Regions from separate parts of the Homo sapiens genome. Here region 1 is linked to region 2. The links are chromatin loops, found by intact Hi-C in ENCODE. Cell type or tissue: B cell. All regions are shown on one strand. Region 1 overlaps RNF121 (ring finger protein 121). Region 2 overlaps NUMA1 (nuclear mitotic apparatus protein 1).

Region 1 (2,500 bases), 49 kb after region 2:
TAAACTGTCAATAAAGTGATCCAATGTACTGTTTTCAATTTGATCCAGTAGAGAAAAAATTAGAATATTCCCATGATACTGAGGGACAAAGTCCCTGGCCTTAAACGGTACTAGATTAAAGTTACCCAAGGTGATGGAAATATTCCTTCTTGGGGTGGGGTCTTGGGGGATGACACTGAGACAGGGAGCACTTCTGTGTTGTTTAAATAATTACAAAGAGAACATACTACTTTTATAAACAGCAAAACAATAAAGATATATTTCCATTCTGAAAAAAAAAATAGAAATATTTACTTGCGTTTCTCAGATTGGCTGTTAATTTACCCATATTTAAGCATCTCTCCGTGATGTCCACCTGCTGCTCTTGCAGCATTTCCTATCTCAGTGAAAGGTACTACCATCCAAGCAGTTGCCGAATCAGAAATCTCAGCTTTGAAACCTATATTTCCTTTGTATTTTTCCCTTCAGTCTTCAGAACCAAACTATATCTAAGTCCAAAATACTTCTCAAATACAGTATGTCCTCACTTCACTGACAGTTTCTTGGAAACTGTGACTTTAAATGAAACGACATATAACAAAACCAATTTTACCACAGGCTAATTGATAGAAACAAGAGTTCAGTTCCTGTGTCATATTTCTGTCACAAAGACATCACTAAACCTCTATTTAAGAGACACCAAATTGTCTCTTAAGTAAAGACTCAAAACACTTTTAATATTAAATGTTGAAATGAAATGTGTAGCTTTACACATACAGTTAAAGATTAACAAAGCAAGTATGAAAGCTTCCCCAATTTTTGGTAAAGCAGTAAGTGACAGTGGCTGTTGTTGTAGCGGCTGTGGGTTAAATCAAGGAATAAGAGTTCACAAAGTAAAAATTGTAAGGAGCAACTCCTACCACTGTGCAGTTCAAAAACAATTACCAATATGGACTAAGCACTTTTGTGCCCCATCATTTATTGTTGTGCCTTTGCATGATTATTATACATTTTGTGAATTTTTACTTATTTAGAGACAACGTCTTGCTCTGTTGCCCAGGCTGGAGTTTGGTGGCATGAACAAGCTCACTGCAAGGCTCAAGTGACTTCCCACCTTGGTCTCCAAAGTAGCTGGGACTACAGGCATGTGCCACCACGCCCGGCTAGGTTTTTTTTTTTTTTGTCTCATTTTTTTGTAGAGATGGGGTCTCACTATGGTGCTCAGGCTGGTCTTGAACTCCTGGGCTCAAGCAATCTGCCTGCCTCAGCCTCCCAAAGTGAGCCACTGTGCCCGGCCCCTCCCAGGATTTTTAGCATAAAAATCAAAATCTTTAATTTGGCCCACAGGCTTTTTTCTAGTCTAGTCACTACTTCTCCAGGCACTTCTTGGCCATACAACCGCAATGGTCTTAGTTCCTCAAAAACACCCACACTTTCTCCCGTGACAGGACTCTTATGAATGCTCTTTCCTCTGCCTGGTTCTCACTTCATCCACTTAACTGCTATTCATTGTTCAAGTCAGCTCCATAGTCACTTCTTCAAGGAAGCCATCTTTGAGCCCCAAGACTAGGTCAAATGACACTACTACATGTGTTTACAGCATCATGAACCTTTCCTACATAATGCTTATTAAAGTTGTAATTTTATTTTTATCTGTGTTTGTTACTGTAATAGCCATCTCTCCCACCTAAGAGTAAAGTTTATCTGGGCAAAAACCATGTTTATTTTTGTACACTTTTGTAATTCTGGCATATAGCTATGTGTCTAGACACATAGCAGGCATTAAAAAGTATCTACTGAATGAATGTTAACTTCCTGCTGGATAAAGTGGCTCTTTCCTATAATGGCCCTAAAGAGAAAAATTATAGGGTACATCTGAGATCTGGCTAATTTTTTTTTTAATAATTTCAACTTTTATTTTAGATTCAGAGGGTACATGTGCAGGTTTGTTACATGGGCATACTGCGTGATACTGAGGTCTGGGGTGCGAATGATCCTGTTGCCCATGTAATGAGCACAGTTACCTAACAGATAGTTTTTCAACCGTTGTCCCCACTCCCTCCTCCTCTTGTAGTCCCCAGTGCCTACTGTTGCCATCTTTATGTCCATGAATATCCAATGTTTAGTTCCCACTTATAAGTAAGAACATGCAGTATTTGGTTTTCTGTTCCTGCATTAACTGGCTTATGATAAAGGCCTCCAGCTGGCATGTTGCTGCAACGCACATGGTTTTATCTTTTTTTATGGCTGTGTTGCTTTCCAAACTTTAAGGAAGGAATGTCCATGCATATGCACATCTTGAAGGATTTTATGTGGCTTATCTCACCCTAGTGCCTTTCTCTTCCATTAAACAAGTGACATCAACTTGAGCAATTTGGAGGTGTCAAGAAGCAGTATTTAAGAACCCGGATGAACTTACCCCTATGGTAGATGCCATGTAGTCTGCACACATTTCTGCAAAGTCCCGTTCCAGAACTCCATAGTAGAGGCCATAGAAGAGAAGGGAGATGCCAAAGTCCAT
Region 2 (2,500 bases):
TTGAAATTAATCTTCAAGTCATATTTCTTATCTCCTGTGAATTACAACCTACCTCAGTGCGGATGCTGGGCTTAATTCATCTTTGTATACTTCCTACAGTTTCCTATAGGAGTGCCTTACACATAGTAGGTGCTCAGTAAATGTTTGTGGCATAAGATTAGGGGGTGCCTGTTGACCATCTGGTGGGCTTCCCTTTCAGCCTTGGTGAAGTTCGCTATTCAGTGGGGGGAAATGCTGTGATTTTGTCTTCTAAGAGTCAGACATCTTTTGTTTTCAGCCATGTAGGAGAAGCAGAGTCTACAAGTCCCCGTGCCTGCGTCTGTTAAGGGCTGCAGCCAGTGCCTGGCGTACTCGGTCTCGTGCCTTGGCCCCTCAGCCCCTCCCCATAAATGCTCAGCGGAACAGGGGATTAGGTTCTGGCAGCACAGCTGGGATTTTGGCGGCCATTCCACAGCCGACAATAGCACGCAGCACAGGACAGCGCAGGCCTGTACTCCAGGGCCAGAATCTGCCTGGGCTTCTTGTTTGGGTGGCGGAGGGGGAGGAGCGGGCACAGCACGGCATCCTGGCCTTGCCACGCAGAAGGTATGGGCTGGAGAGATTCCCTCGGGGAATGGATTTAGTGGGTGGCCGTGTCCCAGAGCAGGGCAGGCGGTGCCCATGGAAGGTGGCAGGGCGCTTTGTGTGTGAGTGGCATGGTTGTACTTAAAGACACAGCCTGCCCTGGGGCCGGCAGGAAGGTGCCCCCGATCAGAGGGCCTGCATGTTGCTTGTTCTTCAAAGCCTCTGTTCCCGGGTCTTCCTCCTTGCCCTGCGGTCCGCCAGGCAGGGGCTGATCTAATTATCAGGACAGCCCTTGTCCTACCCTTCCATTGCTGTCCAGAGAGATGGACAGATTATTACTGCTGCCTTAAACTCTGGGTGGAAAACAGAGCGAAGGGGGAGTGTCCGGTTGATCCCAGTTTGTCAGGCAGGCCACTGTAAGATGTGTTTTGTGTGTTTATGCCACAGTTTGCCTTGGCTCTTGCTGCTGTTGGAGTTCAGTAATTTTGCCTGCCTGCTTGTGCCTTCACCCTCAACCCGCCGCCCCCATTCGTCCTGCTTTTCTTGTTCGTGGACCAAGCCTCCAGCCTTCCCCTTTGCAGCCCCTCCTCTCCAGTGCACCCCCTCCCTCTGGGCCCCACCCCCACTGAGAGTCCCCTGCTTGCTGTCGCTCCCAGATCGGGGAAGCTTGCTGTGCCTTTAAAGAAAGCAGACTCCTGGCTGTGACGCACTTCTGGCTGTCAGCCAGGAAGATCGCTCCTGCCAGGCAGACTGAGAAGAAAACCAACAACTTTTCTTTTGTGTGTGGGGTTACTTTCCACTGGCCCCCCCTTCCTCCTCTCCTTTCAAGATTTAAATGCTAATGGCGGATTAAAACCTGTAGATACGTTTGGCTTTAGGAGTCTGGTAAGGCCCCCCCGCACCGAGACTTTTTCTCCCTCACTCTTTCTCTGGGTTTTTGTTCAAACATGGACGAGGGGGTGGGGTGGATTCTCCCCCCTCACCTCCCTTTCCTGCGCCATCCTTAAAGGGGAGGGAGAGAAGAGGGAGAGCAAGTAAACATACTCAGAAACAGGCGCTGTGGAGCAGAGCTTGCCAACATCCGGGAGTTGGCGCCTTTCAGAGCAAAGGGTTGCTTTCTTTCCCCCTTGCGTAGATGTCAGCATGTTTTTGTTCAGAGAAGGAAAGCGTGTTTGCCTGCACGTTGAGCTGTAGAGACAGCTCAGGAGAGGGCTTCACCATTTCTGCGTGAGGCCGTGGGTGTGTGCACGGTGGTGGGCAGTGAAAAAAGGTTCATTTTGTCAGCTGATAGGGACCAGGGTGTGTGAATATAGTGGTGGGGGGCCCAGGTCAGTGTGTGTGTGTGTGTGTGTGTGTGTGTGTGTGTGTGTGTGTGTGTGTGTGTGTGTGTGTGTGTGTATGTGTACGCGCCCCAGTACAATACATGGCTGCAGGCCTGGTTGCAGGTCTGGTTCCTGATTGCAGCTCTTTTGCCATCATCCTGATCTGGACCCTCCAGAGAACGGGGAGAAGGGGCAGACATCTGTAAGCCACTTTTGAAGAAACCAGAGAAGCTTGGTTTCCTCTGTAATCCCTCCCTTGTTCCTCTCCAGGGCTTTGGGGTTCTGTGCCAAACTCTAGGCTACAAAGATGGAGTGGTCTGTGTGAAGAGGAGGCTTCAGCCCAAGCTAGTCCCTTTAGATGGACCAAACTGGTTTGCCCCGACCTCAGGAAACTCTTTGGACTTGGACCAGACGGTCTACCCAGGACTCCCCAGGAATTGAGAAAGATTGTTTTTCTCTGTATGGCGTCTCTTGGAGCCACTGGTCCTCTTGCCTTTTATCTTCTCAGAGGCAGGGGATGTACCAGCAAAGTATTTCCTATGCTGTTTTTATAGCTTATTAGCCTAGGGCAAGGTGGCTTGGCCCCTCTGGGTAACCTGCCAGGTGAGATCTCG

The links. Hi-C counts contacts between places; a loop is a spot of excess contacts. Peaks named below come from ENCODE experiments on the same cell type or tissue, not always from the same donor. Only the 100,000 strongest peaks of a DNase experiment are listed, where the experiment ranks them.
Region 1: a loop joins it to region 2, with 3 times the contacts of the local background. A loop is called at or near these places in 3 of 110 quality-filtered maps.

Annotation. Positions count from the first base shown.
Region 1 is chr11:71,990,616-71,993,115 of GRCh38, reverse strand. RNF121 (ring finger protein 121) reads right to left here. Exons shown (of 9, transcript NM_018320.5): 6 at 2,399-2,500. Among named protein-coding and RNA genes, the nearest start is that of IL18BP, 7.0 kb to the left of the region's middle. RefSeq lists enhancers at 1,320-1,379, 1,560-1,609. In B cell, no CTCF peak of the experiment used is centred here; a DNase peak (open chromatin) is centred at 1,415; H3K27ac peaks cover 951 bases.
Region 2 is chr11:72,039,908-72,042,407 of GRCh38, reverse strand. All of the region lies in intron 2 of NUMA1 (nuclear mitotic apparatus protein 1), which reads left to right. Among named protein-coding and RNA genes, the nearest start is that of NUMA1-AS1, 27 kb to the right of the region's middle. RefSeq lists enhancers at 376-455, 546-595, 46-829, 830-1,615, 2,096-2,175. In B cell, no CTCF peak of the experiment used is centred here; DNase peaks (open chromatin) are centred at 547, 767, 1,197, 1,477 and 1 weaker place; H3K4me3 peaks cover 2,500 bases; H3K27ac peaks cover 2,500 bases.